Regions from separate parts of the Homo sapiens genome. Here region 1 is linked to region 2. Evidence: chromatin loops called from intact Hi-C (ENCODE). Cell type or tissue: heart right ventricle. All regions are shown on one strand. Links, peaks and the distances in the headings refer to the core of each region. The heading gives the core; the rest is flanking DNA. Region 1 overlaps DYRK3 (dual specificity tyrosine phosphorylation regulated kinase 3). Region 2 overlaps MAPKAPK2 (MAPK activated protein kinase 2).

Region 1 (15,793 bases), core at 3,621-11,620, 67 kb before region 2:
ATTTCTGCATGGGTTTCTCACTGAATAGTAAATTAGAGAAAATGCTACTTTTACTATTTTGCATTTTATATCAACATTAGCAGCCTGTTCCCACTCAGGTGCTGTCCAAGGCACATGTTTCCTTGGGATGTTTGGACAGAATGATCTGGCTTGATGTATTTCTTGGGCTCTGGTACCACATCATAGAGTTGGTTAAATGTAGCCAGCAGCAGTGTCAAGACAGCTGACACTGTCTTCCAAGAGTGAATGCATTGGCCTTTGGAACTGCTGCTAAAGCCATGTGTGGGGTGGCGAGCACATCTTTAGGTGGCAGCAAGGCTATATCTGATTGACACAGATCTGAAGTCTCTAACACCATATTGCTGTTGTCCTGAATTTTCTAACTTGGAGAAATTTAAGGATCTCCTGCATTATCTAGGCAGAGCATATGTTGAGGTTGTTTTGCCAGTTGTTATCAGTGTTGAAGAACTGCTCCTGTAAGCAAACTGTTAAAAGCATTACTACCCCATATGCATCTGATGTACACTGTGTTTTGGTGTTTGTGTTTTTAGTGAGAGTTCTAGCCAGTACTGTGCCTGAACTTGGGAGAGAAAGGGGCCTGTGGCTGAGGTTGGTGCGTGCTCTATTTCTGTGTATCGAATGGACTACAAGGTTACTGAAACTGGGCTAAGGGAAAGTGTATAGACAACTCATTACACTGTAGACAGATTTTAGAAAGCTACAGGAAGGCAAATGGATGTTTCTGCCTCAATTTGGCAACCGAGAGAGTGATGCAGAGCAGAGTCATTGAAGTTGGCATACCTGTCTTCTGCAGGCCAATTCAAGTTTGAGGAGAGTGGGCTGCTTAAAAACATGGTGCTCGTCCACATGGATTTGAGGAAGTTTATGGTTGGGTTTCAAGCTTAGGGACAAGTTGTGGTTTTTAGAGGCAGTAACTCTATGCCACCTTATTGGCCACTGTTAAAAGTTTCACTTGGATCCCTGCCCAGCCATAGCAATGAGTGACTGAATTGGATCAGAGTTAGTACAGAAATTCAGACTGTCTCTTCCTCAGTTACTGGATTGTTCTTTAGCCATTTTTCTTCTAGTCATTTCAGTCAAACTGGTTAGGTTAGGTGACTTACTGAGTTCTAAATTGACAAATTTTAATTTCCAAGTTGTTTCTGACACGGTGAGAGTTGGGTTAGAATTTTTATTTCATTCCCCAAGTCATTTTTTCTTTTTCTTTATTTTTTCTTTTTGAGACAGAGTCTCGCTCTGTCGTCCAGGCTGGAGTGAAGTGGCGCAGTGTTGTCTGCAGCCTCAACCTCCCAGGCTCAGGTGATTCTCCCATCTCAACCTCCAGAGTAACTGGGACTACAGTCACGTGCTACCATGCCTGGCTAATTTTTTGTATATCTGTAGAGAGGGGGTTTCACCATGTTGCTCGGGCTGGTCTTGAACTCCTGGGCTCAAGTGATCCATGTGCCTTACCCTCTCAAAGTGCTGGGATTATAGGTGTGAGCGACCGTGCCCAGCCTCATTTTTTCTTTCAATATGGAAAATTGGCTAATCCACCTAATACCTGCTCATCTTCTAGTATTCTATCCTACCATCTACCCTCAGAGTTATTGATGTACTCTTTCATCATGTGCTATCATGATTTCTCCTTAGATTAGAAAGTAAGCTTCAAATGGGAGTGTGTCTTCATATTGTTCTGAATTAACAGATTTTGATGCCCGCTGATCATGTGCAGATGATGGAAGCTCATTTCCTTCCATGAACCAGGAGCATGCTCGCCTCTTCTTTTAAGTTGACCCACACAATCTCTGATGTCTTCTTTTTGGGAAAGGGTAATGAGATAAGGATTAAGGACATTTTCTTCTGGTCCAGTGTTAGATACAGTTACCTTGATAATAATGAAAAAAAAATGAATACCACCAAAACCTAACTATGATGTAAGGATTCTGCTTCTGCCCCACAGGGGCTCTGAAAGAGTCTAGCCTGGATCTTCTTTCCCAGAGGAAGTTTGACTTATGACCATATTAGTATGCTTTATTCCTTGGTGTTTAAGGGAGTTGGGGCAGACAGGTTAGCTGGCTAATGTCATTACAATTTAGTTTTTGTGACAATCTGTTAAGAAGGGGGCTTATTGCATAATCAAAAAAGAACAATAAAAAAATAAAAATTTCTACTGTGAAACTATTTCAATCTGTAGCAGCTGGTCATGTTAAAACACTTTCTGTTTTGCTTAATTCGTAACTAGGCATAATTAAAGTTAAATGCTAAATTTTAGGTAGCAGCTGATAAATGGTTCTAAGCTTTCCTGACAGAATACTCCTACTACTTTGGTGAATCATGGAAAACTCTTTCTCCTTTATTTTTAATTATTTCTTTTCCATCTGTTATTGATGTCATCAACACGGAAGTTGGAAAGGTGACAATGATTGTTCTAGACTGCCTCTGTAATGCTTTTTCTCCTCTGAGAATTAAAAATACATACTTACACCTTGAGCCAGGTAGAATTGCCAGAACATGTTTTCCTCCGTGTCTTCGGTCTAGATGACCAATCTGTAGAACGCTATAACTTACTATGCGTAGAGCAGCGGCAGGCATTCATGCTATGGAAAACCTGGAGTCAGTACAAATAAGGAGTAAGAAAAGGCCAGGGATTGGCAAATCAAAGAAGAGTTCTCTTCTGCCAGGGATTAGCCTCCTAGTTTTAAATATATTTTTAATATCCCCATTTTAACATACTCCATTTTCACCTTCAACCTATCCTTCCTGAAGCCCAAACTTTTAAAGAATTTACTTCCAGACCTGGCCTTCAGCCTAATATGATTAGGGTGTTTTTCTGAGTGTCTGTCAAATTATGCTGGCTAATTTCAATGAGAAAAGATTTTAGAGTCACAGTGAACCCATCCATAAAAGGACTAAAAGCTCTCTCTGGTCCCTGAGATCCACAACCCCTGAGAGAAGCCAGAACTACAAATGCATCGTCTAGACTTTGAAGAAGCAGGGTATGATTCTTAATATAGCCCACCCATCGCTAAGTCAAGCCTAGACTCTAATATTTTTCTATAACAGGAGAAGCCTCCCTGACTGGAGACTAGAGTCTCACATCTTCTGCCACCACATGAATAGACTAAAAAGAAAGGAGAGTCCCACATCAGGCCAAGTGGTGACCTGTGGCTATTTCAGCTCAGAATGTCAGCCTCTGAAGCATCAGGTTTGAATGACTTTGGTGTCATGGGATTCTGTCCATTGTCCGTTTGAGTCTGCTGACATGCTTCCTCTGGAAAGTGCAGTTTGGCATGGATGAGTCAGTGGTTTTTTATTTTGGGGTGTTTTTTAAAAAATAAAAATGAATTGCTTTGAGAATTTTTTAGCATCCTGATTGTTTCAAAACCAAGGCTGAGAACTGTCGCAGGCAGGAACTTGTGTGCTGTACTCTGAAGGAGGTGAGTACCAGTCGCTGGGTAATTAGGGCTGTGCTGCAGGTACAGCCTCTCTTGCTTGATGACAATGATACAGAAAGAAAATCTTGGGAAGGGAAAAGGCTGCCCTGAGAAACAGCCTTACAGAGAGTCCACCAGTATTCTTCCTTTAGTACCCAGAGCTTCTGTTCACAGTCTGGTTTGTGAGCTCCAGCCTTGCTGTGAAGGAAAATGGGAAAACATGTAGAGTGCTCAGGGCTAACCATCTCCCAGAAACCCGAATCAGCAGCTCTCCCATTTACCCTCTTGGGGCCCAAGCTCAGCTTAAGGATGAAACCTGACACGCAATAAGGAATACAGTTTATTTGGGAAGTTTGGGTGTTTTTCTTAGGCCCAGACCCCAGTCTGTGGGATAACTTTTAAAGCCTGAGGGAATTGAGTAAATGAAAGAGGAAAACAATGTTCTTAGGGGTTGTGGGCTCTGCTCCAGCCTGCTTCTGATCTGGCCCTGAGCCACAATTGCCCTGGCAACAGGAGCTAATTGGATACCTAACAGGGACTGCCTTCCGCCACCCTTGAGTTGTCCCCTAGATTGTTGTGGCACGAATACAGTTCACTCCAGCCTTAACCTCCCTGGCCTCAGGTGATCCTCCCACTGCAGCCTCCCAAGTAGCTGGGACTACAGGCATGTATCACCATGCCCAGCTAATTTTATGTATTTATTTTTATTTTGAAGATGGAGTTTCACTCTGTTGCCTAGGCTGGAGTGCAGTGGCACGATCTCGGCTCACTGCAGCCTCTGCCTCCCAGGTTAAATGATTCTCCTGCCTCAGCCTCCCAAGTAGCTGGGACCACAGGCATGCGCCATAACACCCAGCTAATTTTTTGTATTTTTGATAGGGATGGGGTTTCACCATGTTGGCCAGGCTGGTTTTGAACTCCTGACGGGTAATCCACCCGCCTCGGCCTCCCAAAGTGTTGGGATTACAAGCATGAAACACCACGCCTGGCCAATTTTTTGTGTGCTTGTGCATTTTTTTTTTTTTTTTTTTTTTGTAAAGATGGGGTTTCACCACGTTGGCCAGGCTGGTCTCGAACTCCTGGCCTCAAGCCATCTGCCCATCTCAGCCTCCCAAAGTGCTGGGATTATAGGCATGAGCCACTGTTCTCAGCTTTCCCTGGATTCTTGAACAGGGTTTCTGCCTTATGGGACCCCAGCCTAAAGCTAGACATGGACCTTCCTATACTCACATGGAGCAACTCCAGGTTGGAGACATTAATTGCTGCTAGCGGAATTATAGAGCAGGCAGAATTTAAAAGAAAATTCAGCTTGCAATATCGCTGTTAAAATTTACCCATGATCAGGCCGGGTGCGGCGGCTCAAGCCTGTAATCCCAGCACTTTGGGAGGCCGAGGCGGGTGGATCACCTGAGGTCAGGAGTTCAAGACCAGCCTGGCCAACACAGTGAAACCCTGTCTCTACAAAAAATACAGAAGATTAGCTGGATGTGGTGGCACACACCTGTAATCCCAGCTACACGGGAGGCTGAGGCAGGAGAATCGCTTGAACCCAGGAGGCGGAGGTTGCAGTGAGCCGAGGTTGCACTCCAGCCCGGGCAACAGTGGGAGACTCTGTCTCGAAAACAAAACAAAACAACAAAAACCCCATGATCAAAGGCACCACAAACCAGGATACTCCCATGGCTCTTTATGCCTTTTAAGACAAAAACTATCAGCGCGTAGAAAAGGCAGTGAAAATGGCAATGAGGGCTACTAGTGCATTGCCCATTGCTTTTTACTTTCTAGGAAGGAATTTGTCAGTCCAAAAGCAGAAACATAAAGTGACTGCAGCTAGTCTGTGCAGATGCTAAGGACTGACCTTGACCTTCCAGTAGAGTGAGCCTGGACATGATTTGACCTCGTTTTGCAGAGGCTGCCCAGCCCTGCCTTTGAATCTGGCTGTTGATGATCTCCTGATTGAGGAGCAGATCCAGGACACCCAATCTGAACCACTGCAGAGAATTCTTAATCATTCCCAGGGTGGAGCCCTGACCCAAGCTGCACTCACTTTTGCTGTTCTCAAGCATGTCTATATAGGCTTTTGTTGGTGCATTGATTCTTTCACCAGTGACTTGAGCAACTGTTGTGTGCAAAAAAAGCACCCTAATGGCATTTATCAAGGATAGGGAGCGTCAGCAGCATTGTTGACCATATGTTTAGAATCTAACAAAAGCTAGGCCATGGCTTTAGAGAAAACTTGCCAGCAAGTTATCTGCACTCTGTTCTGGTTTAAAATTTGTGTAACTCTGTAAGTGAATGGGATGGGGAGGGGAGATAGTTTCAGAAGAGAATGTTCTCTGAGTCTGTGCATAGTATAGAGTAAGGGGCTTGTGTCCTGAGCTGAAGGTGGAGGAGAAAAGATGGTAGGAATGAAAGGCATGGAAGACATGCTATCCAGTAGCAACTTGGCTCTCACCACCCTCCGTTTCTGACGTTGAAGATGAAATGGGGTTACCCTTCAGGTTTCTCTGCCATGATTTCAGATCAGGGGTTTGGCTTTTTCTGCTCCCTCATCAAACTGATTCTATCCCAGATTAGCCATCCTGAGATCTGCAGGGGAGGAGGAACCAGCAGACCAGGCTTCCCTACTTCTCTTCCCCACTTCTCTTCCCCGATTCCCTCATTTCCCTCAACAAGTAGCTGGCTGCGTTGCTGTTTTCTCTGGTTGCTAAAACAACATTGCTTACTTCTGTCCCACCAACAATCCCAGCCAGAGACTTGAGACTGAGGTGAATACACGAGATGAATTCAGAAACCTCATCCCTGAGATCTTTCACCCGAGTTTTTGAGCCAGCGTCCCACATTGTCCTGGTTCCATTCCCCTCTCAGCAAACACTCTTCATTCATCCCTTTTCCCGTTGGAACTGAAGTCACTAGTTGCTGTAAAATGCCAGCGAGATGTCCAGGCAAAGTGGCATGAGTGAGAGGGAGGAGGCTTCAGAGCTCTTTGGAGGACCAAGAAGCGCAATGGACCACAGGTGCTTCCCCTCAATGCTGCTAAAATAATGAGGGGCAGGCGCTTCCGTGGTGGGTCTTCCTGCAGTCACAACTGTTTCCCAACCGCTGTGTCACACACTCTACTGCTACCCCTTCCTAGCCCAACCTGGCCTGGGGCAGCTGCATTTCAAAGAGAGGACTTCCTCTGTTCTTTATTTAGTCCCAGGCTTAAATTCTACTACATTCAGAAGGGGAGGCGCCGCTGTCGCTGGGAAAGCTGGGCCGGGGCCGGAGGGAGACACAAGGCGGAGATTTCCCAGACCACAGAGTCGAAGTTGTAAAGTTAGAAACCTGGTAGGGAACAGCTGCGGGAGCCTCCTGGGTGGGAAATGTCCTACCTCCCCAACCCCTGCGGCTGCACTTTCACGGGGCTCCCCCCAGGGGGCGCCAGGCCCCGCCTCCACCTTTCTCTGCCTTCTCTTCAGTCGCTCAGTAAATGCCCAGTGTACTCGGTGGGCCAGGCGCTGTGCTGGATCTATTCAAACATAACACACATATTTAATGGAAGGTCAAACATGTTAAGAATTGAAGTACAGTGAGATACATATGATGGTAGACATGAACTAGTGTCCTAGCCAAGTGTTCCTCAAAAGACCCATTCGGACGAAGCGTCCCTCACTAGCCATGACCATTTACTTCTCTTTGTTTCCCTTCTTTCTACCCTAGCCACCACCCCGCAGCACCAGTGACCACTCACTATCTCCAGTGCCTTCTGCCTCAGAGATTGCGAATGAATGGTGCCCAGGCTCTTCCCAGCTGAAGAAGTGGGAGGCAGAGTGCCCAGCTGGAGAGACCAAGCACCCGTCCCTTTAGTTCACAGCAGAGCCAGGGTTTATGACCCCTCCCTGCTGCGACCAACCCCACCCCGCCCCCACTGCCGTGTTTACAGCGCCTTTTCAGCAGTCCCCATCCCACTCCCCAAAGCTGCCAAATGGGTTTATTTTTACCTACTGGGTTGGAAAAGGGGCAAAGGCTGAGGCTGGGGCAGTTCTGTGGCGCCAGCTGGGGCTTAAATACAATGAGAAAGTCCCACCCTGCCAGCTCTGCGTGAAGAGAACCCAGTAGGAAATAAATAGCGCTGTGTGGCCTGCCTGGATGCCTGACCTGCATATGTCTGCCTGGACTCCAGCCCGTCACATGAGCCGAGGCGGGTTAAAAAGAGAGGTCGGGTGATCTCCCAGCTCAGGTATCTGTCCTGGCATGAGGAGCTGTGGGGTGAGGGTGCCAGCTCTTCTTTACAGGGCCTGGTGGACAGGGAGGCCCAGTGGGCAGGGGCAATTCGGGCCAGGGAGGGAGTGGGCCAGGAAGGGAGCCGGACAGGCGGACTTTGCCCCAGTGCCAGTCCGCCTCCAGCTATCAGCCTCCAGCTGTGGGCACTGGGAAAGGGTGATAACGTTCGTAAGGACACTGTGACTGCCTAACGTTGGTAAGGGCAGATGACTGGAAGGGAGAAAAAGCTTGGCAGAAGTTCCAGGACTAAATCTTAATTTGGCCAAAGCCGTTGTTTCCGTCACACCCCACCCGGTGCGTGCGCGCGCACACACACACACACACACACACACACACACACACACACACCATTGCATATCTTTTTCTTTCCCATAGCTTTGACCCCCTTCATGCATTCCTGCCCCCTCCTCCACCCCTTCCAGCTCAGAATGCTAGCATCTGCCTATCTCCAGCAACACAGACACTTCTCCCTCCTCCCACGCCTCTCTCCTGGGACTCAGGCCTGTGGCTGCTTCTCCTTTCTAGGCCTCAGTTTCCCCTTAGGCAGCATGTCTCAGATCCCACTCCCAGGGCCCTCTAGGCAATTTAGGCCAGGAGACAGTGGGAGGCTCCTGGGAGAAGTTTCACTTCTTTTTACTGAAGTTCCAGAACTAGGTTAAAGGATTCAGCAAGCTGAAGACCTCCCTGTTCAGATCTGAGTTCCCTGAGATGTTGGGGGACCTTGAGTCAAGAGGCTCATTTGCTCAGATCCTGTTGCTGAGGAAAGTACCACATATATTGTGGTTGGACCAGTGCAACCCCCAGAACACCTGTTCATTGCAGTGGGTTGGCTGGATAGGGGCGTCTAGGGATCCTGAAGGGACAGAAAACTTGCTCTGTGGGATGATACAGTGCTGTGGAATGGGGAGTGGAGGGAACAGGAGTTGTCGTAGGCCCCAAGATGCCTGAACTCCAGGAGCCCGAGCTAGAGCGATGGCCATGGCATGGGCAGGCAGGACACATTCAATAGCTCTCAACTAGATAATAGTTTTTTTTTGTTTTTTTTTTTTTTGAGATGGAGTTGTGCTCTTGTCGCCCAGGCTGGAGTACAATGGTATGATCTTGGCTCACTGTGACCTCTGCCTCCCGGGTTCAAAGATTCTCCTGCCTCAGCCTCCCAAATAGCTGGGATTCAAGCATGCACCACCACGCCTGGCTTATTTTTTGTATTTTTAGTAGAGACGGGGTTTCACCATGTGGGCCAGGCTGGTCTCGAACTCCTGACCTCAAGTGATCTGCCTGCCTTTGCCTCCCAAAGTGCTGGGATTACAGGCATAAGCCACCATACCCGGCCAATAGAATTTTTTCAAGAGAGAAATTGTCCCTCCTCTGTAAAAAACCAACTACAAGTTTACATATCTAATTGGTCTAGAAAAACAGTGGACATATAGGGAGGGAAACCAGTATAATTTGTAATTTCAAGGACTATTCTGGAACTCCAGACTCCATGGAGATTAATCCTAACACTGGGGACAAATGCCCATTTTCTCTGGTTGGGAAATTTAAGAAATCAAGGTGGAACTGGGCTATATGCAGAAGCATCTGACTTCCTGGAATATAATCAACAAATGTGATTCTGAGCCAGGTTGGGATCAATGCACCAATGTCAAGCAGGCATCTGGGGAGCCCTGACAACATGGAGCTAGATGTGGGGGTCAGAGACATTCCTGAGGGTACTGTATCTAATCCCCCTCAAGGTAGGATAACTGGGTAGTCGAAAGAAGACACCATTTATAAAATGTGGGCAGGGTTTCGGGAAACTACTAAGGGACAGTGAAGTACACCCAGGATAGCCACATGGGGCAGAAGGAAGGGAGTGGTTGCTGGAATCTTAGCGAGCAATAGCGGTGGATGAGGTTGTAGGAGAGAGCTGCCTGCCTGACAGAAGCTGTGGCTTTTGGTAGAGGATGGCAGGCACTGCAACCTCTGGAGAGTGGGGAGAAATCACGGGAATAAATGTGCTGGCCTCATCCTAGTGCCAGCTTATCTTACTCCTGTGCCTCCCATTGGCCTAACTTAATCGGAAGCCACGTCTGGTTGGCATAGTCAAAAAATGCCATCCTTGGCCAGGTGCGGTGGCTCACACCTGCGGTCCCAGCACTTTGGGAGGCCAAGGTGGGAGGATCACTTGAGCCCATGAGTTCAAGACCAGCCTGGGCAACATAGTGAGATCCCCATCACTAAAAAAAAAAAAAAAAAAAAAAAAATGCCATCCTCGTGGCACACAGAGCACAGTGTAGAAGGGTGGAGAGTGGATCCAGAGGGGCGAAGAGTATATATAGCAAATCTCTATGCTCCTAAGCAGGCAATTTCATCAGCATCAAGAAACTTTAATTTTTTTTTTCTTTACGGCCAGGCGCAGTGGCTCATGCCTGTAATCCCAGCACTTTGGGAGGCTGAGGCGGGTGGATCACAAGGTCAAGAGATCGAGACCATCCTGGCCAACATGGTGAAACCCCGTCTCTACTAAAAATACAAAAATTAGCTGGGCATGGTGGTGTGCACCTGTAGTCCCAGCTACTTTAGACTACAGGCACGCACCACCATGCCCAGCTAATTTTTTTGTTTGTTTTGGTAGATATGGGGTCTTGCTATGTTGCTCATGCTGATTTTGAACTTCTAGCCTCAAGCAATCCTCCCAACTTGGCCTCCCAAAGTGCAGGGATTAGTGAGCCACTGCACCCACCCGGCAGTAAACATTTTTTTGAGCACAAACCATGCACAGCCATTTTGCCGTGTACCAAGGATAAAACGCAGAAATGGATTTTCAGCAACCTGGTAGTCCAGCTGGGAGACAGAAGCAGAAGTGTTCAGGGAAGGCTTCATGGAAGAAGTGGGAATGTGAGACGGGGTGGAGGAGGGGATTGGAGGACAGGTGAGCAGAGCGCTGGGAGTACTTTCCTTCACTGTAGCAGAATGTCATTCAGCAACATGATCCACCCCAAGGTCAAGTTTCAGATCTTCCATCCCTGAGATTTTACATAATAGGCATGGTTAAAGATCCCCATGTGACTGTAGCCATGTGACTCCACATATTATGTCCACCTCACCTGGGAAGGATCAGTTTACCTAAATGTCATTCCTGCTGGGTTCTCTGAATGACAGCTGTCTTCCAACTCCAAGAGTGATGTCCTAATTAATCAAGCAATCCATCAATAAAAATTCACCGGCCTCATAAGTAAAAGGCACTGGGAACTTGGGCTACACCTCTTCAGAGCACCTCTTCTTCTCAATGAACTCACATTCTAACAGAACAGAGATATGTAGAAATGATTAAAGTGTGTTTGGTAGGAGGTGTAATGGAGGTACGAGTAAAGTTCTGGGAAAATGCAGTGGAGAGAGTGACTCATTCCTAGAGGTGTTAAAAAAAGGCTTCAGAGAGGTAATATTTGCACTGCAACTCCATTAATGAGTAGGACTTGCTAGGCAGAGGAGGGAATTCCTGGCAGAGGACTTGAAATGTGTGGAAACAGCAAGAAGGTGAGAAAGGATGGTGAAAAATTAAGGGTGGCCAGAGCCTAGGATGGCAGTAATTGAGTCTAGTGGAAAAGCTGTGGGATGGTTTAAAGGGATATTATAGCTCCAGTTAAGGAGTTCACCAGTTAAGCAGACAAATAAGGAACCAAAGATGTTCTAATGCAAGGGAGGGACACAATGAGCTTCTTTTTGGAAAGGCAATTTTCTAGGAGGAGATGGCACTGTTCAAATGCAAGCAATAGGACCTGAGACAGGGATCTGTTCCTCTGCTCCTCTCGGGGCCCCACCCCACATCCCACCTCCTCACCTCCCCATCCCCATCTTTCTCCAGAGAACAGTTGTTATTTGAAATCTGTTACCATCCTGATTTTGCAACTAAAGAACGGGGCCAAATAAATGAGCTTATTTCCTCTTCTAGGACAATGTGGGTTGAACACCCAGGAGGACATTTCCCCTTCCTCCAGTTTTTACCCCATTCCCAAATTTGACGACCGAGAGAATGAGATGAAACCTTAAGTGGAACAGCCAGTCTGTGGGACTCAGGAACTGCCAATCCTAGAGGAACCAGCCAACCCCAGAGCTTGTCAGTTTCCCCAGGGCTCGTTCCACATTTTGTGACAATTCCCCCAGGTCTAAGCTGAAAAACACCAAAAAATAGGCCAGCTCTTTTCCATTTAATTAGCCATTCCTCCAAGGATGCCAGGTGGAATGAAGTACGAGCAGATGCATGGGGACAAGAGAAGGCGGGAGTAGATGCTAAATGGGGTTCTGTGAGCCCAGGCTCACCTCTACCAAGGCTGCTTCTTAGAATAAGGAGCTCAAGAGGCAGACGAAGGGGCTGCAGCCTTTGGGCTTGCAAGCCAAGGGTTTCAGGCACTGGGCACGGAGGGGAGCCGGCATGGCCAGTGAGGAGGCCAGAAGGGTGGGAGCAGGTGCCGTGGGAGCAGGTGCTGGGGCAGCTGTGCAGGGTCTCTAGGGCAGGAGGAACCGCTGCTTCCTCCGCAAGGGCGAATGCAGGGTCGCCTGGGGCTCACCCGCCCTAGTCCGGCTCCTGTTTCAGGGCTGTGGGCAGCCAACAGACCACACCGGCAGCCTTGTGATAGCAGCCAACTGAGGTGCTGGAGTCTATTTTTGGAGCTCTTAAGAGTAGGGGGAACTGCCAGCTGCCTGGGACCAGATGATCTCTGCAATGCCTTCCTTATCTAAAACAGGGTGACGCGTGCTAAGCAAATGCAGGCAGCACTCGGGCAAGGGAGAGAGAAAAAGACCCCTTAGAGCCCTGAGGGTCTCTCACCCTTAGCAAATACCTCCTTAGCGCCGCAGAAAGACCACCGATGTGGAGCAACTACCCCCCCTGGTGGTGAATATCGGGATAAGATTACACAGGGGCAGCTTACTTGGCCCTCACTTGGTCTTGCAATTTCTCCCCCAAGTCTCTGAAAGGTGACTGGGAGCCTGCGGTGTGAGTCCAGGGTGATTCCTTTTCTTTCTAGCTTCCTTCTTTTTCTCCTGTTTGCAGTTATGGTCCCTAGCCAGAGGCTTTCAACTTTATGGATCAACATGGCACAGTGGAGGAAGCATTGGCGCTGTGCCCTGAATCTGAGTTTGAATTTCTTTATTTAAGCCTAGCTGTTTCCATATCTGTAATTTGGAGATGATGCTAGAGGCACTGTCTGCCTCCCAAGGAGGCTGTGAGATCCAATGTGAACCACTAATCACAGACAAGGAAAGAGGGATGCTTCCTGGTCCCACGACCCAGTTAGTTCCATTGCTGGCTAGGGTGATCTTCCCTGTCAGAAGCCAGCATCACTGTCACCCATGCCTGGTCCTGAGATACCCCACAAGGCTCAGCTCCTCGTGGCTGCTAGGATTCTTTCATTCTGGTCAGGAAGTCACCTTTCCAGCTGCCTAGGCTGATGGCCAGAGGAGGACGGGATGACATGGTGATTACGGCACTCAGGCTGGAAAGACATAGGGAGGAGTCGTGAGCCTATTTGTTGTTGTTGCCACTTAACAGTCTTATTATTGACATTTATTTTTAGGTATCTTACCGGACATTTCTTTTATGCACTGTGACTCTTTGTCTATCAGATGCTGGATTTTGTTGGTGAGACACAAGACAGAGAACAAATTCTTGTTCTCCCTAAGGGAGATACTTCGCCCATGCTTGTGACTCTCTTTCCACAGGTCAGTTAGTGGAGCTTTTGCTATAGCTTCTTTTCTTTTCTTTTTGTACTGCTGGCTTAAAAACAAAAATGAGGTGAGTTGTCTGAATGGTCTGAAAGGTCAATTCTTTGGGAGCAATGTTGCACTGTGTGTTTAAAAGTTATTTTCAAGAGTTTTGCTAGGTGTACCTCAATTTTTTTATTGTGGCAAAATACAACACGAAAGTTACTATTTTAATGATTTTTACATGTACAATTCATTGGCATTAAGTACATTAACGATGTTGTGCAACTATCACCATCATCTGTCTCTAGAACTTTTTCATCATCTCCAACAGAAGCTGTACTGGGCTGCCACTATTAAAGAACCATAAAGAAACTATTAGCTTCTTTATGACTTAAGCCACTGCTAATTATCTTTTCAACTGCACGCATTCTCTCCTTCTGGTCTCCCTAGACTGGGCACAAGAGTAGTGGCTACTGTGTTCTGGCTCCTTCTCCAGGAGAATTAATCAGATAATACAGCAGAGAAGGGGGCTGGGGCTTCCTCGGTTTCCTATAGTTGCTGAATTCTTTGGCAAGAGGGGTGCCTCCAGGGGTCCTGAATGTCTCTCCCCAAATCAGAACCAGAGCCGACCCATAGCTTAGCTCTGGGCCTGACGTATAATGGGCACTTAATAAAGATTTGTTTGATAAATGAATCTGGACAGATAGATTTGCCATCCCTGGAAAAAGAAACTTTATGGCTGCTCATAGTCACAATGAATTGACAAGGACATGCACTTTGGGGTCAGAAAGATCTGGGTTCACATGCTGGCCCTATTCCTTACTAAGTAGGTGGCTCATTTGTTGTTGTTGAGCCACAAAATAGGAATAACAATTCTTACCTTATGGTGTGCAGTTTGAATGAGGCAATGTACATGAGGTACTTTACCTTAGAGTAGTAGAAGCTCCATGATGTTAGTTCTGTCTCCCTTCCATCTACTAGAAAATCTCACAGACGCATCTCCAGAAATGACTTTCTCTTCTAAATGCCAGTTCCTTTTCCTATTGCCTCACTTATTGTCAGTTCCTAAGAGTGAGAATCCTCCCTATTTTCTGAACTCTAACCTTAGCCCTTTCAAGTTAGGATTCTAATGCTGTTAAAATGTGAAAGGGAAATGATACTTTCTTTGTATTTTGAAATTGAGCCTCCTCAATTTCTGTTTTATTGGATGGATTTGTGTTTTCTTTTCTCTTTTCTCTCTCTCTCTCTTTTTTTTTTTTTTGACATGGAGTCTCACTCTGTCACCCAGGCTGGAGTACAGTGGTGCCATCTTGGCTCACTGCAACCTCCGCCTCCTGGGTTCAAGCGATTCTCTCACCTCAGCCTCCCAAGTAGCTGGGATTACAGGTGTGCGCCATTACACCCAGCTCATTTTTTTTTTTTTTTTTTTTTGGGACAAAGTCTCACTCTGTTGCCCAGGCTGGAGTGTAGTGGTGCAATCTCAGCTCACTGCAACCTCTGCCACAGGTTCAAGCAATTCTCTACCTCAGCCTCCCCAGTAGCTAGGACTACAGGTGTGTGCCACTACACCCAGCTAACTCTTGTATATTTAGTAGATACAGGGATTCACTATGTTGGCCAGGCTGGTCTCGAACTCCTGGCCTCAAGTGATCTGCCTGCCTCAGCCTCCCAAAGTGCTGGGATTACAGGTGTGAGCAACTGTGCCCGGCTATTTTTTTGTATTTTTTAGTAGAGATGGGGTTTCGCCATGTTGACCAGGCTGATCTTGAACTCCTGACCTCAGGTCATCCACCTCGGCCTCCCAAAGTGCTGTGATTACAGGTGTGAGCCACTGCGCCTGGCAGGATTTGTGTTTTCTTATGCACATTATATGTTCCCTTTCTCTCTTCCCGTGCCCTCACCCTCACCGCCCACCCCCGCCTCCAGTGCATAATCACTGGCACAAGCTGCTTCTCTCACCCACTAAACTGAAACTATCATGTCTTTTACTATTTCCAAATCCAAGAACTTGGCCACATTCCCCTGGGACAGAGTTCACAGTGCTTGTCATAGGCACTCAGGTTTTAATAATAGCCAGGATTATCAATCATTCACAATGCCTCTTTCATCCACCCCTTCCTTCCAATTACTTGGCACATTTGTTTTCACCTCCAAATTCTAAGATAAAGGCATGGAGTACATTATTTGTGGAAATTAAGTGAGCTGGCTAAGGTCTGTGCCCTGTTGGATATATGACTCTGTCTACCATGTGGAGTAGTTGGAAAAGTTAAAACCCAGAGGAAAGGAATGCACTTCAATTTCAAACCAGTAAATATTCATTGGGTGCTATGAATATTCAAGGCTTTGGGGCAATATGAGCTTATGAAATCTGCAAATCTGATGGCAGAGATTTTAAAATAGTA
Region 2 (15,793 bases), core at 7,647-15,646:
TGTGAACCTTGAAGCCCTGTGAGCTTGGTCTAGTGCCTGGAGCATTGTGGGTACCAGGTTTCGAGAGAATGTGTGCTGCCAGAAAGCAGATCTTTGCCACCTCCTCTCCCCTCAGCTCCTGAACCACTGCCAGCAGTGGTTCTGGAATCAACCTGTACTTTCCTTCTGCATCCTGGGATGTAATTCTGGGTGATTGTAAGTTGGTTTATGGTCTAGCTTAGAATTGAGGCTTCTCTTGAGAGAGAGCATGTGTGTAAATGTTTAGCTTGTTCTAGTCTGTGGAGCATTCTCCTTCATAGAAAAGATGGGAAATACTGGAGATGAAAATTCTCCATTCTCTGTCATTTTGTGTGTTAGAGTCTCTGTCCCCATCCCAGGGCCACTTCCTCCCTGGTTCTTCTTATGGCTTTGGATGTAGCTTGAAGACATGCTCCTAGCATTTTCACAAGCTCTGCTTGTTGTGTTTAGTGAGCGCAGACTACTCCCTTCGGGCCTGTCCTGGCTCATGGGCAGTTGCTCGTGTCTTTGCACACATCCTTTACTGTCTCAGCTCTTCACTTCTCCCTGACATTTGTGGCTGCCTCCTCCTGGTTTCTTCTTTAAGCGATTATTGTGTTTTAGATGATCAGAATTCACTTTTTAGAGACTTGGACCTTGTCTTTCAAAATGCATTCCCTTTTGGGATCTCTGCCCATCATACTCCTTGGTCTCAACATCTAAATATTGGTTTTTTTTTTCTTTTTCTTTCTTTCTTTTTTTTTTTTTTTGAGATAGGGTCTCACTCTGTTGCCCAGGCTGAAGTGCAGTGGTACGATCATTGGCTCACTGCAGCCTTGACCTCCTGGGCTCAGTGATCTTCCTGCCTCAGCCTCCTGAGTAGCTGGGGCCACAGGCTAGTGCCACCATGCCCTGCTAATTTTTTAAATTATTCATAGAGACGGGGTCTCCCTGTGTTGCCCAGGCTGGTCTTGAACTCCTCCTTCTCCTTTTTGTATCCTCTTAGTCATCAAGCCATCCTCCTGCCTCAGCCTCCCAAAGTGCTGGGATTTCAGTGTGATCCACTGCGCCTGACCTGAATATTGGTTTTTTTGAAGTCTAGGCTAAACAACTGTTTTTGTCTCAGTTTTTTTTTTTTTAATTTCCCTCCTTTGAACTCTGAATTGACAAGCTTACTTCCTCCCAATGTGGTGTTCTTGTTATTATTGTTTTTGCTAGCTGAAGTATTTTTTTTTTTTTTAAACATAATTTACTAGGTTTTTCTTCCTGGCCAGAAGTAAGTTCAGGGTAATAGTTCCCTTCCTTGTATCTTCAGCTGTGTGAGAGGTAATGTAGAGTGAGAATTTATTTATCAGGTGCCCTGCTCGTAGCAGAAGGCATGACCTCGACTTCTCTCTCACAGTGACCTTGTGTTTGTGTTGGTGGCTTGAACTCACTCTTGTGTCTGGGCCATTTCTCTCACTGTGTAGGAAAGAGTGGTTCCTGTCTTCTCCCTGGCCATGTAGTCTGCTGTGTGTCACCATAACAATCATCTATCTTCCGGTTCTTTTTCCTTCTCTCCTCACCCAGTTGTCTCCAGTCTTAGGCGTGTGGAATTGTGTACTGGGTGGGGGATGTGTGTGTGTGGGCCGCCCTCTTGATTTGTAGGATCCTTCTCTTCCTCCACATTCTCTGTCAACTCTCCTCCACCCCCTGTGAGATCTGTGGACTCAGGTATACGTTGCTGTGAGTCTCATTCTGCTCAGCTGGGGTGATGAAGGTGAGATTGCTTTTGTCGCTTCAAAGTAAAATTTTAGATTTGCTTTGGCAGCCGCACAGGGTCGTATGCATGGGGGCTGCTTAGGCCAGAGGCGCAGTGTTCCTGACCTCCTTCCGTCTTACTTTCTCTTGCTAGTTTGTCCATCTCTGTGGATTTTTTAAAGTAGATACTAGATACCTAGATACTACTAAGAACATGATCTTTCTCTTCTTGCCACTTGGATTTTAGCTTAAAGCCAACTTGGAACATTTAGGGTGTTTCCTTCCTACCACTGTCTGCCTGGTCTCCTAGGGAAAGATGCCTTGTATCTTGTTCTGGTGTACAGTCTGCCCATTTAATTGGTAAGTGTTTATTGTGACTCTTCTCTACTGGGCTCTGGCCCCAGGCCTGATGCGAATAGGGCAGGCCTGTGAACAGAGCAAAGACGAGTCACTTAGGAGGGGACGAGAGAGGCCAGCGGTAAACTAATATTACCAGCTCAGGGTTTATTTGTCAAAGCCTCCTTTGCTGTGAATAAAAGGTTAGATCTGAATTGGGTCTGAGTCCTGGCTTTATTACCTACTAGCCATGTGGCCTTGGGCAAATTATTAATACTTCCTTGGGCCTTGGTTGCCGCACCTGTACGATGGAGTCAGCAATGGATCCTGTTCTGTAGGGCTGCTAGGAAGCTTAAATATAGCAATATTTGCTATATATAAAGTGCACCTGGTACATAATTGATGCGGTTGAAATGAAAATTCCTCTTTCTCTTTCAGTGCCATTTGCTGGAAGAAACAGAAGAAATATCTCTGTCCCCATCTTTCAGTTTCCTACCCAAGACTCCTGTGTGGTTGACATCACTGCTGTGTGCAGTGTTCATGTCCATATAAGTCAGAAGTGGCTTGCAGCAGTGGTTTGGGGCTTTGGGGCCTCTGCTCGCTCCTTATCAATTCTTAGGGTTACATCCTCTGGGAAGATGCCAGGCCTGGTCAAGTGTGGCCTCTGACCTAGAGTTATGCAAGGCCTCTCTTCCTCCTGTGGCCAGTGTGAAATTTCTCATCTGTGCTCTCCTGCCTCTAGCAGGAAGGTTGGCCTACATTTGGGGCACATCTCTGTCACTGTCTCAGGCCAGGGGTTCAAATATAAGACCTGAATCATACTGCACCTCAGAACCCAAACCCTTTTACTTAATTTTTTTTAAAAAATTTCATTCAGATGGTAAAGGTTCAAACAATACATAGAGATATAAAACAGAAAGAAAAAAAAATACACGCCTCTCTCTAGTACCTATTCCCCAGTAGTCAACACTGCTACCTTTTTTTTGCAGGGGAGGTAAATTCCTCCAGAAAAAAACTTAAACATCTACAATTTCATATATCCTCTCCCCTCTTCCCTAAAAAACAAAACAATAACAACAAAACTATAGAAATGGGATTATGCTATATATTCTGTTCAGTACTTTTTTGTTTTTGAAAATTTAAAAAATATGCAAAAGAAGAAAATGTCATCCATATTACTACCACTTATAATTAACCACTAATTAACTTTTAGGTGTGTTTGCTTCTTGTCTTTATGAATATACTTTAAAAGCTACTTAAGTAAGGTGGAAGCAGTTCTGTTTAAAAAATTAGGATGTTGCCCGGGCGCTGTGGCTTACGCCTGTAATCCCAGCACTTTGGGAGGCCGAGGCGGGCAGATCACGAGGTCAGGAGATCGAGCCCATCCTGAATAACATGGTGAAACCCTGTCTCTACTAAAAAATACAAAAAATTAGCCAGGCATGGTGGTGGGCGCCTGTAGTCCCAGCTACTTGGGAGGCTGAGGCAGGAGAATGACGTGAACCCGGGAGGCAGAGCTTGCAGTGAGCCAAGATCATGCCACTGCAGCTCCAGCCTGGGCGACAGAGCAAGACTCCATCTCAAAAAAAAAAAAAAAAAAAAAATAGGATGTTAAAGATAAAGCCAAAGTATTATATCATCTTGGTCCTTATCTGCTTTCCCATTTAATAGCATCCTGCTCTCCCCGTCGCCGTGGATGGGGAGCTGCCTCTTTCTTCTACGACACCGCACGTTTTCCATTGTATGGATTTGCTGTCATTTCATTTATCTGACCACCCTCTTATTGGTAGGCATTTAGGTTATTACCAGTTTTTTTGCCATTAAAATGCTTTATGAATATAATGTGTAGGATGGTTTCTTGCTGGGTAATTACTGGGTCCAAGGTTTGAACATTTACAATTTTGATAGACATGGCCAAATACCTCCCCAAAAATACTAGTTTATTTCTCTACCAACTGAATGTGTAAGAGAGTGCCTTTTCTCCCCAGATCTTTGCATAAACCTGGGAGTTTTATTTTGGTCAAACATTAAAATTTTTTTTTTGCCAGTCTGGTGAAATTATCATCTTTTTTATAAACATTTCTCTTTGAGCTACACTGAGTGTCTTCCATTCAGCCATCTGTGTTTCTCTTGCTTTGAACTGCCTGTTCTTATCGTTTGGCCATTTTTATATTAGGTTGTTGATCTTCAACAATTGATTTGCCTGAGTTAAGTTAGCCTTTTATCCATCATGTGTTGGAAATATTTTAAAGATTTGTCATCTACAGTGCGATTTTTAGGCCTCTTGACTTTTTGTTGAGCCCTAGGCTTTTGTGACTGCCTGTGACAGCTCTGGAGAGGGGGCCGACAGGCACAGTGGCCCGCAGTCGAGCCAGGCCCCATCTTCTGGGCAGTGACGCGTGGTTGTTTTAAGGCTTTTGGTACTGGGATTCCCCGTTGTAAGTTTTAGCTTTGTTTTGGGTAGGGACTTTTCCCCATCATATTAATGAACATTAATAACAAATAGAGACTTGCTTTTGCCTCCCAACCAAATGTTTGGGAATGTGTGCACCCACGTGAAGGGTCTGTGTGATATCTTTATCTCATCAACCTTCTAAGGCTTTTAAAACCTGTTGTTAGATTTATGTTTAGATCATGGTTCTAGGGGAGAACCATCGTCACTCCTCATTGAGCTTTGCAGAGGCTCTGAAAGGAGGACATACTCTCTTCCCCAATCAATGTAGAGGAACGTCAGTAGTTCAGCCAAGATTGCTCTATCTGCCACCTCTTATGCTTCCAAGCTGGGCTAATTGAGAAGTGTGACATCTTGCTCCAGCCTATAAGCAGCTGTCTGTAATTTTGAGAGATGAGAAGGATTCTCCCTTAAACCATTGCTGCTTTTGTGGCAGCATCTTATTTCTTTCCTTTGCAGCACAAATCACAGTGTATAATTAAAACTATTTTCTTTGAGCTTGTTTTTGGTGTACCTCCTGCACTAAAATGTTAAGTTCTGTGGCGGTCACGGGGCTTATTTGTCATGTTCTCTATTATACCCTTGGCATCCTCTAAACCAGTGTGTGGCACATGCTAGGCACTCCGGGGTTTCACTGAGTGATCCATTCTGTTAGGATGGGATCAAGTGCTCATGTGTCTCCTCCTGTGTCCCTCTCTGGCTCCAGATCTTCCACCTGGCAGAGTTTCCGGAAGCCCCAGAGATATGCTCCATGGCCATAGGGCCTGAGACGTGGATGGCTGCCCTCTGACTAAAATTTAGAGAGCTAAGCTTGTCTCTTTAAAAAGTAACATATACTAATTGTAAATCACCTAGAAAATACAGACATAATAAAGGAAATTAAATCTGTGATTCTGTCTTTCAGAGATCATTACCATTAACAACTCATTGAGTCTTAATGCCTTTATTGTTTTTGTTTTGTTTTGTTTTGTTTTGTTTTTGAGACAGAGTCTCACTCTGTTGCCCAGGCTGGAGTGCAGGCTCACTACAACCTCCGCTTCCTGGGTTCAAGTGATTTTCCCACCTCAGCCTCCCAAGTAGCTGGGATTGCTTACAGGTGCGTGCCACCATGCCTGGCTAATTTTTTTGTATTTTTTGATAGAGACAGGCTTTCAGCATGTTGGCCAGGCTGGTCATGAACTTCTGACTTCAAGTAATCTGCCCCCCTTGGCCTCCCAAAGTGCTGGGGTTATAGATGTGAGCCACTATGGCCAGCCCCTATGCCTTTATTTTTTTTATATACAGATCCAATAAATATCCATAGAGCACTGAGTTTATGCTGTACATAAGGGTTTGTAACTTTCAGTTACCATCAGACATGTTTTGATAATGAAATTTAAAGAAAGTACACATTGGGATTTGGGATGCAGAAGAAAAAATAGGATAGTATTCTAGACAATGACAGTGATGATACCTGAGAATCTAGTAGACACTCAGGAATCCACATTTCCCCATTTAATATTCATCTGAAACACCATTTCAGTGGCTGTAGATTGTGTAGCTAAACTCACTTTTACATAAAACAACCTCTGTTACTTATCTCTGGGCCTTAAGTTTGTGATATAGTTTGGATGTTTGTTTCTCCCAAATCTCATGTTGAAGTGTAATCCCCAGTGTGGGAGGTGGGGCCTGGTGGGAGGTGTTTGGGCCATGGGGGTAGGTCCCTCGTGAATGGCTTGGTGCTGTTCTTAAGATAGTGAGTTCTTAGGAGATCTGGTTGTTTAAAAGTGGGTGGCACCCCACCCCTGTTGCTCCTGCTCTTGCCATGTGACATCCCTGCTCCCCCTTCACCTTCCACCATGATTGTAAGCTTCCTGAGGCCTCACCAAAAGCAGATACTAGTGCCAAGCTTGTACCAGCTGCAGAACTATAAGCCAGTTATATCTTTTCTTTACAGATTACCCAGTCTCAGGTATTTCTTAATAGCAATGCAAAGTAGACTAATAAGTTTGTTAGCTATTTCTAGTAAAGGTAAATAACTCTTGAGATGTATATTTTCTTAAAGATACGTCTATGATTAATACCTGAGGATGAAATTCTAAAAGTAGAATTTTAACATCAAAGGGTTTGCACTTTAAGGCATTTTCAGCCTCCATTTCTGGCTGTTGCTGTTGTGGACAGTCTTGGGCAGATTTTGAACTCTTTGCCTTACTGTGGGGTGGTGGAAAGGAGGCTTTAGGAGCAGCCAGAGCAGGGTTCAAACTCCAGCCCTGCCAGGGACAACTGGCCAAAAGGTCGTGAACTAATGACTCAGTGAGTTTTCTCATTTATAAAATAGGATGTTTCCTCCCAGGGTGGGGGTGAAGTGGGTGAGATGACCCATTTGAAGCACAGTGGACCCTTGAACAATGCAAAGGTTGGGCAGTCAATTCACATAAAACTTTTGATCTGAGTTGGGCAGATCACCTGAGATTAGGAGTTTGAGACCAGCGTGACCAACATGGAGAAACCCTGTCTCTACTAAAAATACAAAATTAGCCGGGCATGGTGGCACACGCCTGTAATCCCAGCTACTCGGGAGGCAGAGGCAGGAGAATCACTTGAACCCGGGAGGTGGAGGTTGCGGTGAGCCGAGATCGCACCATTGCACTCCAGCCTGGGTAATGAGAGTGAAACTCTATTTCAAAAAAAAAAAAAGGCCAGGCACGGTGGCTCATGCCTGTAATCCCAGCACTTTGGGAGGCCGAGGCGGGCGGATCACGAGGTCAGGAGATCGAGACCATCCTGGCTAACACGGTGAAACCCCGTCCCTACTAAAAATAGAAAAAATTAGCCAGGCGTGGTGGTGGGCACCTATGGTCCCAGCTACTCGGGAAGCTGAGGCAGGAGAATGGCGTGAACCCGGGAAGCGGAGCTTGCAGTGAGCGGAGATCGTGCCACTGCACTCCAGCCTGGGCAACAGGGCGAGACTCTGTCTCAAAAACAAAAACAAAAACAAAAAAAAACAAAGAAACAAAAGAAAACTTTTGATTCCCCTAGAACTACTATTAAATAATAGCCTACTGTTGACCCGAAGCCTTACTGATTACATAGTTGATTAACACATATTTTGTCTGTTGCGTGTATTATATCTTTATTCTTGAATAAAATAAGCTAAAGAAAATAAGCATCGTTAAGAAAATCACTTTGAGTAGGCTGAGGAAGAGGAGGAGGAAGAGGAAGGGTTGGTCTTGCTGCTGCAGGGCTGGCAGAAGTGGAAGAAAATCCCTGTATAAATGGATCCACGCAGTTCAAACCTGGGTTGTTCAAGGGCCAACAGTACTTAGCAGCCATTTAGCACAGAGCACTGCCAGCCCCCCTCGGCCTGCAGCCTGCTCCAGCACCTTGCTAAGAGGTTGCTGAGGCTCACCTGCAGCAGCTGCCCTCCCGAGTCCTCTTTCCTTTACACCCCTCAGAGCACCCGGGCCAGCCATCCTCCATGTGGTGCAGCAGAGGCGCCGGTGGTCCGGGAACCAGAGTGGGTGGCCCTGGCCTGGAGGCACGGTGGGTTAGTGTGTGACACACGTGGCTTTCCCCCGACCCCCAGCTGCCTCCTGGGAGTGAAGAGGAGGTCTTATTTGCCAACACATACCGCACCACACACCCACAACACACTTGGTGCCAGAATCAGCCTTTTGCATCGCTCTTGGCGCTGAATCAGAGTCTGTCTTGGGGAGGGATGTCTTCCTTCTCTCATTACATGCGCCCAGCTTAGGTGGTGTAGTGAGGGAGTGTACAGGGCTGGGATGCCACAGCCTGCTTTCCTCCCCGTGTCCTGGGGTCCCCCGTCTGTCCAGTGCCCAGAGCTATTAATAACACCTTCATTGAAATGGGTGTAATGGAATCCCAGTTGCCCCCCCCAGTGGGACTCCAACACATGGGGAGTGGGGAGCAGAATAATAATAGCAAACACGGATGCAGTACTTATTACGTGCCAAGCGTTATTCTTAGTTATTTACATCATGCACATCTATTAACTCATCTTGTATAGCAAGCCCATGAGGTGGGGACTATTACTGTCCTATTAATGGGTAAGGGAACCAAGGCACAAAGGGGTTGGAAACTTTTCCCAGTTCACATAGCTAGTGAGCAGTGGCGCTTGTGAAGGGGGTCCTCCTGAGGGCCTGGGGCCTGCTCCTTCCCAGTCTTGTCTTCATGTCCACCTTGCTGACGAGTGGCACATCAGGCCCTGGGTGCCGGCTGCTTTCCTGTCCTCTGGCTCAGCCAGGCTTCTAATGCTGACCACTCCTGAGTCTTTCCACGTGGCTCCACAATGGCAGACTTGCAGGAGGAGATGAGGGGAACCATGCATACCTTGAATAGGGGGAGGGGTCCTGTCCTTCTTCCCCTCAGGTGCTGGAAGAGACAGAGAGGCATGGGACTGTATTTAGGCAGCTCCCGCAGCTCCCTCACTGCCGCTGTCCTAGAGCTTCCTTCCCAGGCAATGCGCTCTGTGGCTTGGGCCCCTGCCCCTGCCACAGTTGGCAGGGGGCCTTGCCTGTGGCGTTGCAGCTGAGCACACGCAATCATTAACCTTTTCTACGTGTAAGAGAATTTCAGGCACAAACTGTGGGGCTGAGGTGAGTCACAATGTTGGACCGGGGCTTAGTTTGGGCTTAAAATATTTCACAATTCCTCCAGGCATTCTTTGACTAATGATCTATGGCTTTTTAGTGGGAAGACCCTTCCTTCTTCTAGTCTCCAGTCCTCAGAGCATGGTTCAGGGCCTGTTGGCCTTCACTGCCCATGGCCATGCCCATGCCCAAGGAGCAGGGGCCTTGGCTTCTGGGTGGACCTGCCGCCTCGCTCTGCTGGTGGCCTCTGGCAGTGCCCTAGGAGTCCTGCTTTCCTTCCCTGTCTCTTCTTTGGCTTGGAGTGCAGGCCACCTCCCCTGCTGTTCTTTACTTAGCCCTGTACTCCAGATTAGCACATTCTTGGTTTCCTCTCTCCAGGCCTTCTGCGCTCCACACTTGTCCACAGAGCCACTTTGGCACTTCAGGGCTGTGCCCCCAGGACGTCAGCCAGCCTGCCTCGCCCATCTGAAGGGCTTTCATTGCTTGGGTTGATTTTCTTATCCAGTCAGGGATTTCTGATAAACATGTGCCTGGATGGATGTCAATGACCAGTCCTTTTTTTTTTTTTTTTTGTTAAATTTAATTTAAGTTCTGGAATACAAATGCAGGATGTGCAATGACCAGTCTTCATGGGAAATTCTTGCTAAGTTTCTCTAAGAAATTTAAAATACTACCTTTTCCAATTTATTTCAGGATGGAAAGGACAGCTCACCCTCAGTCACTGGGGGAGAGAGTTTAGTAGGGAGAAGAAGCAACAGAATGAGGGGGTGTTAGCTCAGAAGTTCCTAACCACTAGGTGAGGGAAGGAAGAGGGGAGGGAGTAAACAGAAATCAAATTAGATCTTGCCCATTAGAAACTCAGTTAGGTTGGGCAGATAAGGCATAAATATGCAAAATGGTAAATTTTTTCAAAGTGGAAACTACCCTATATAGAGTTTCTGAAGCACCTTCAAGGATATTATTTCACGAAGTTGAATCTAATTTTACAGATGAGGAAACCCTTTCCAGAAAGATAGGTGGGCTTGCATGACACAAGCTAGGAAGTGCAGAACTGGGATTCAAAATGCATGCGATTGCAAAGCCTAGGTTCACTGTGCTACATCCGTCTCCTCTAATGGGTAGAGAGTTTGTGCAAGTCTGGAAGTGTGATGTGAACCTAGCCCTTCTTGCACAAACTCTCCTTTGCCTTGTGCCACGCACTCCTAACGTGTTCAGGGCAGAAAGTGCGGAAGTTGCAGTGAGCGCTTGGAATTCAGGGGGTGCTAAGGAGCATGCATTTAGATTTGGATCTTGGTGCATCCTCACTTAGCACAGCTCTGGTTGGCAGATGTCCTGGTGGTCGTCACTGGGCTGAAGACAGAAACCCAGCCTACAATCTTGGTGATAACTTGTGCTGGTTACATCCACATGCTCCAAGCTCAACTCAGTGGTGACGGAGGAACCCCCCTGTACTGTGGCATTAATGGTACTGGTTGACAGTGATGAATGCCTTTCTGATAATAAAGCACTTTTAGAGGTATTATTTCATTAGATGCTCATAATGTTTCTATGAGGGGGAGGCTAGGCAGGTATCATCGCTCCTAAATGCATGTGGCACAGGCTCTGAAAGGTAGACCTCTCTGTGAGGCTGTGCAAGAAGAAATTGACAAATTTCAGACTGGGCCAAGTCTTCCCTGATTGTAACTCTACAACCAGGCATTGCTTCTGAGTAAATCTGACAACTTTGATTCTTCTCCTCTGGGCTCCAGTTCCTGTGTGCCTGTAGGGGGCGATCGAGGTTCTTTCTGCTTGGCTGCTCTGGAAACCTTGTTCCTCCTGAACCCTTTGAATTTAGCACTCTTACAGCATGTAATCTCACTGGATTTTAAGGATTTTCTGTGTCTCCCCTCATATCTTCTTCTGCCCCCCACTAGCCTAGGCTTTTCCAGATCAGGACTGCTCTATTTGGTTTTGACATTCAGTGCAATGCATGGCCCATAGTAGGAGCTCAGTAAATGCTTGCTGGATTGAATTATATACAAAGGAAATTGGCCAGTGCCTTCTCTTGCTCCCCTTAGAGCATGGGAAAGTAAACTTTTTTCCTGGTACATCCAAATGAATGAAGTTGAAGGCTGGGCATGGTGGCTCACACCTGTAATCCCAGCACATTGGGAGGCCAAGGTGGGGTATCACTTGAGACCAGGAGTTCGAGACCAGCCTGGCCAACATGGCGAAACCCGGTCTCTACTAAAAATACCAAAAAATTAGCCAGACGTGGTGGCTCACACCTGTAATCCCAGCTACTCAGGAGGCTGAAGTGGGAGAATTGTTTGAACCCGGGAGGCGGAGGTTACAGTGAGCCAAGATTGTGCCACTGCACTCCAGCCTGGGCAACAGAGCGAGACCCTGTCTCAGAAACAAACAAACCCTAATGAAGTTGAAAGTGGCAGAACTCAAGACCCATGAGGTGTCCTCATATGGCCACAAGGTGGCAGTGTGACCTCCTGGGAACCTTGCCTCCTGCAACTATTGGCTCCGGCCACCTGTTACTCCATGGGAGAGACCGAGTTATCTAGTCATTGATTCCTTCTAGTCACCTGTTTGGGGAATTGCCTCTGCAAAGTCAGTCTGAGAAATCTTGGCTTCCAGCCTCCTCTAAAAGCTGGGTGGTGTGGTGGAAAGACTTGGTCTTTGGAGTCTACCAGGCCTGGATTCCAACCTTGGCTCTGCCTTTTCTCAGAAACTTAGCCTTGGGCATGCTACTTCTCTGAGCCTCAGCTTCCCCATCCTGTAAAATGGCAAATGTACAGTTAGGAAAAACCCAACATATCATGGGCCATAGCATAAATGTATGCCAGCATTCTTGTTGGAAATGCTCATTTGTCCTTCCCTTCCCTCTGCAAGCTGGCTCCATCATGGCCATCTGATCTTATTTGCAAGCTTCAGACACTTTCCAGCAGGTTCTTAGGCCTCCCTGCTGTATCACCCCAGCTCCACTCCATCTCGGTCAGTCAGCACCTGCTTCCCACGTTTCCCTCTGCCTTCATGCCTTCCCTCTGCCTGTCCATTTCCTTCCCAGCATGTCTCTTGGACACCCCAGCCCTCTGAATGTCCAAAGCAGTTGGAGTGTGGACTGTGTAGGGCTCATCTTGACTTCCCATGAAGATGCTAAATCTGTGAGTGTCCTTGTCTTAATTATTTTGGCACCTGCGCTTGCACTTAGACAATTGGTGATAAAAATGACAGCTATTAGTGAGTGCATGTCAGATACTCTGTGAGGTGCTTTGTGGAAATATTTCATTTAATCCTCACAACAAATCTGTGAAACAGAAGCCATTATCCATCCCCACTTTACAAAGGAAGGGTAGATCAGGATGCTTTTGGCTCCAAGCAATAGACAATTTCATGAAAAGCAGCTTAAACAGTAAGAAGAGTTTATTATCTTGTCAAAAAGAAGTACTGAGGGATCCCTGGTGATGGCAGCGAGGATCCAGGTGATTGCCATTTCTCCTGGTTGCCTTCCTCAGTGCATTGGTTTATCCTCTTAGGCCCCCCTTACTGGTAATAATGTGACTGTCATGGTCCCAGGTGCCATATGCAGGAGAGATGATGTACATTTCTTGTGCTCCCTTTAAGAAGCCTCTTAGCAGATTTCTTTTTTTTTTGAGATGGAGTCTCGCTCTGTTGCCCAGGCTGGAGTGCAGTGGCGTGATCTCGGCTCGCTGCAAGCTCCACCTCTCAGGGTTCACGCCATTCTCCTGCCTCAGCCTCCTGAGTAGCTGGGGCTACAGTCGCCTGCCACCATGCCTGGCTAATTTTTTTTGTATTGTTAGTAGGGACGGGGTTTCACCGTGTTAGCCAGGATGGTCTTGATCTCCTGACCTCGTGATCTGCCTGCCTCGGCCTCCCAAAGTGCTGGGATTACAGGCACGAGCCACCGTGCCCGGCAGCAGATTTCTTACAAGGCTCTTGGCCAGTTGAGTTGTAGGCTTGTTCCCAAGCCAGTCACTAGCAAAGGGACTGGAATTAATGAGACTGGCTTAGACAGGTCAAGATTGAACCCCTGAGGCTGGTGAGAAGCCAGCCTCCTTTAATACCCCTAGCCAATTGGTCCAGGGAGAAGAAGGGGCATCAGTGAGGTTCGACGAGTTAAGTAACTTGCTCAAGCTTGGAAATCTAGTAATAACTGGATTCATACTGGCATCCGGCTGACTTCCAAGGCCATCTGTTGCCAGGTTGAAGTCAACTACAGAGGTAGAGAGAATATTGCTCTGGATTTGTTGTGCTGGGTCTGAGTAATTGCTGAGGGGCCTTTTCCTATGGACTCTGGAGTCTCTCTTCTCTCTAGCCCCCTTTCCAATACTGTATTGGTTTTTCTCAGTCTGCCTTTCTCCCCGAAGCCCCTTCACCCCCTGCTTCCCAGTACCTGAGTGCTGCCTGCCTTCCACAGTAGACTTTATGGCCTAAGCTGGAGACAGGTCTAAGCTGGACCGAATGGCCTGAGGGCTGATCTCAGTGTAGCTGTCAAGGCCCCAAGAGAGTCATCATGAGATTTCATATAGAGCAGATAAGGAACTGCAGAGGCCTCAGGAAATGTGCCAAGGGGGCTGGTGGGGGGGGCCAGCAGGAGTGGGGGGTTTGTGGTATGTCGGTGGCGATGTCAGGGCATGTGGGCCAGGGGCTTAGAGCAGGCCCATGTGACAGCGCAGTTACTCAGAAAGCTGTTTGGCCTGCAGATGCTTCAGGACTGCCCCAAGGCCCGCAGGGAGGTGGAGCTGCACTGGCGGGCCTCCCAGTGCCCGCACATCGTACGGATCGTGGATGTGTACGAGAATCTGTACGCAGGGAGGAAGTGCCTGCTGATTGTCATGGAATGGTAAGCAGCCACTGTTCTAGTCCCGGCCCAGCCTGTTCCCACTCCTCACTCAGGCACCTTACCCTCTGAGGACAGCCCAGGGATGGGCCTGAAGCCTGGAATGTAAACACTTGATTTTTTGGGGGGCAGTGGAGAGTGGCGGCGGGCTGTTGTGTTCTCTGGATCTCACTGTGGCTTCATTTCAGTTTGGACGGTGGAGAACTCTTTAGCCGAATCCAGGATCGAGGAGACCAGGCATTCACAGAAAGAGGTAGAAAGGGTCTGTTGTGGGAGCACGTGCAGGCAGGCAGGGCAGTGGGGGTCTGAAGGGGGCCTTTGCAGTGCCTGCTCTTGGGGAAGGGTGCTGAGGCTGCTGCCCCCTCCAGCATGCTGCAAGGGGTGCCTCAGCTGACCAGGGAAGCTCCTGGTGGCTTTGTTTCTGGGGTGGGTGGTGGCTGTGGGGAGCCTCAGGCTGCACAGAGGTGGGACCCGGTGCACTGGGTTTTCAAGCCTAATGATGTGTCTTTGTGACTTTCTTTCCCACTCACTCTTCCCTCCCCTCTACAGAAGCATCCGAAATCATGAAGAGCATCGGTGAGGCCATCCAGTATCTGCATTCAATCAACATTGCCCATCGGGATGTCAAGGTGCCAGCTGTTCATAACCCTGAGCCCGAGTGCTGTGGGGGGCAACAAAGGGGCTGTGGCCACCCCAGAGATGGTTGCCAGGCCACCCTGCGTCCTTGCTGCCTGGTTCCTGAGCATGCCATTCTCTGCCTTGTAGGGCCTTGCCCTCTCTGCCCATGGGCAAACCCCTAAACCCAGTAGTGAAGCATTCTCTGGCCCCACTCAGCCCTGTGGTTCTCCTCAGGCAGAACCCCTCAGTCACACTCTTGGTTTCTCTGTTCCTGTGGTGTTTACTGCGGGTTCTGTGTGTCAGTCTGTTATCTCCAGGCACTCTGGAAACCCTGCAGAGGCAGGCACCTGCCCATAGAGAGCTGCCACTCCTCGTGGTGGGCAGTGCCCAGGATAGGCAAATGGTTGCTGGATGAGTAGAGGAAGGGAGGAACCAGGATCCTTTTCGTTTCTGATAGCCCCTCCCAGGTCCAGCAGGGTTGCTATTTTTCTGTCTCTCTTTCTGTAGCCTGAGAATCTCTTATACACCTCCAAAAGGCCCAACGCCATCCTGAAACTCACTGACTTTGGCTTTGCCAAGGAAACCACCAGCCACAACTCTTTGACCACTCCTTGTTATACACCGTACTATGTGGGTAAGTCCACAGGGGGCCCAGGGACCTAGGCTTTTCCCAGAACTTTTCTCAGCCCCTCCTCTTGGCTATCTGGGGGGCCGCAAATCCTAGGAGAGTTGTGTCTGTATGGCCCCTTCTGGTGCTGGTTCTGCTGGGACCTGCTGAGAAGTAGGGCTTGTCAGAGCGAAGCTACAGTTGAGAAATTGTAGGAAAGGATCTGCTGGGATCTTTCTGAGAAGAGCCATGGTTTCCATCAGATTCTCCATGGAGTCTGGACCCAGGTCTTGTTCTGGAGCCACAGCTGATTGGCATGGAAGAAGCTTTCAAAGCATGTTCAGAGCATCTGTGAAATTAAATGAACGGCATGGGCCTGAAAGTCTCATGCAGTTCAGGATTTTTAGAATCTTAAGCTCCTAGTTCCAGGTTCCTCATGGAGGAGGATGTTCTGTTCCAGTCCCTGGGCTGGGCTTTGGCTCTTCCTTCTGTGCCCCAACTGCTGCCACCTCATGATAGGCTGAAAGGTTGGGATGGGGAGCATCTTTCACAGAGAAACTGAGTGGATCACAGGGTTCTGAGGGCCGGCCCACCCATGT

What was found. A loop is a pair of places that touch in the nucleus more often than their neighbours do. Peaks named below come from ENCODE experiments on the same cell type or tissue, not always from the same donor. Only the 100,000 strongest peaks of a DNase experiment are listed, where the experiment ranks them.
Region 1: a loop joins it to region 2, with 6 times the contacts of the local background. A loop is called at or near these places in 23 of 110 quality-filtered maps.

The regions. Positions count from the first base shown.
Region 1 is chr1:206,651,799-206,667,591 of GRCh38, forward strand. DYRK3 (dual specificity tyrosine phosphorylation regulated kinase 3) reads left to right here. Exons shown (of 3, transcript NM_003582.4): 3 at 1-3,360. Among named protein-coding and RNA genes, the nearest start is that of DYRK3-AS1, 24 kb to the left of the region's middle. In heart right ventricle, for the core only: a CTCF peak has its summit at 6,845 (motif pointing right); DNase peaks (open chromatin) are centred at 3,943, 6,542, 6,853 and 7,693; H3K4me3 peaks cover 1,235 bases; H3K27ac peaks cover 8,000 bases.
Region 2 is chr1:206,714,878-206,730,670 of GRCh38, forward strand. It overlaps MAPKAPK2 (MAPK activated protein kinase 2), which reads left to right. Exons shown (of 10, transcript NM_032960.4): 2 at 13,833-13,972; 3 at 14,158-14,222; 4 at 14,519-14,598; 5 at 15,095-15,221. Among named protein-coding and RNA genes, the nearest start is that of MAPKAPK2, 38 kb to the left of the region's middle. RefSeq lists an enhancer at 7,551-8,264. In heart right ventricle, for the core only: CTCF peaks have their summits at 9,181, 10,879 (motif pointing right) and 11,589 (motif pointing right); a DNase peak (open chromatin) is centred at 11,607; H3K4me3 peaks cover 725 bases; H3K27ac peaks cover 6,176 bases.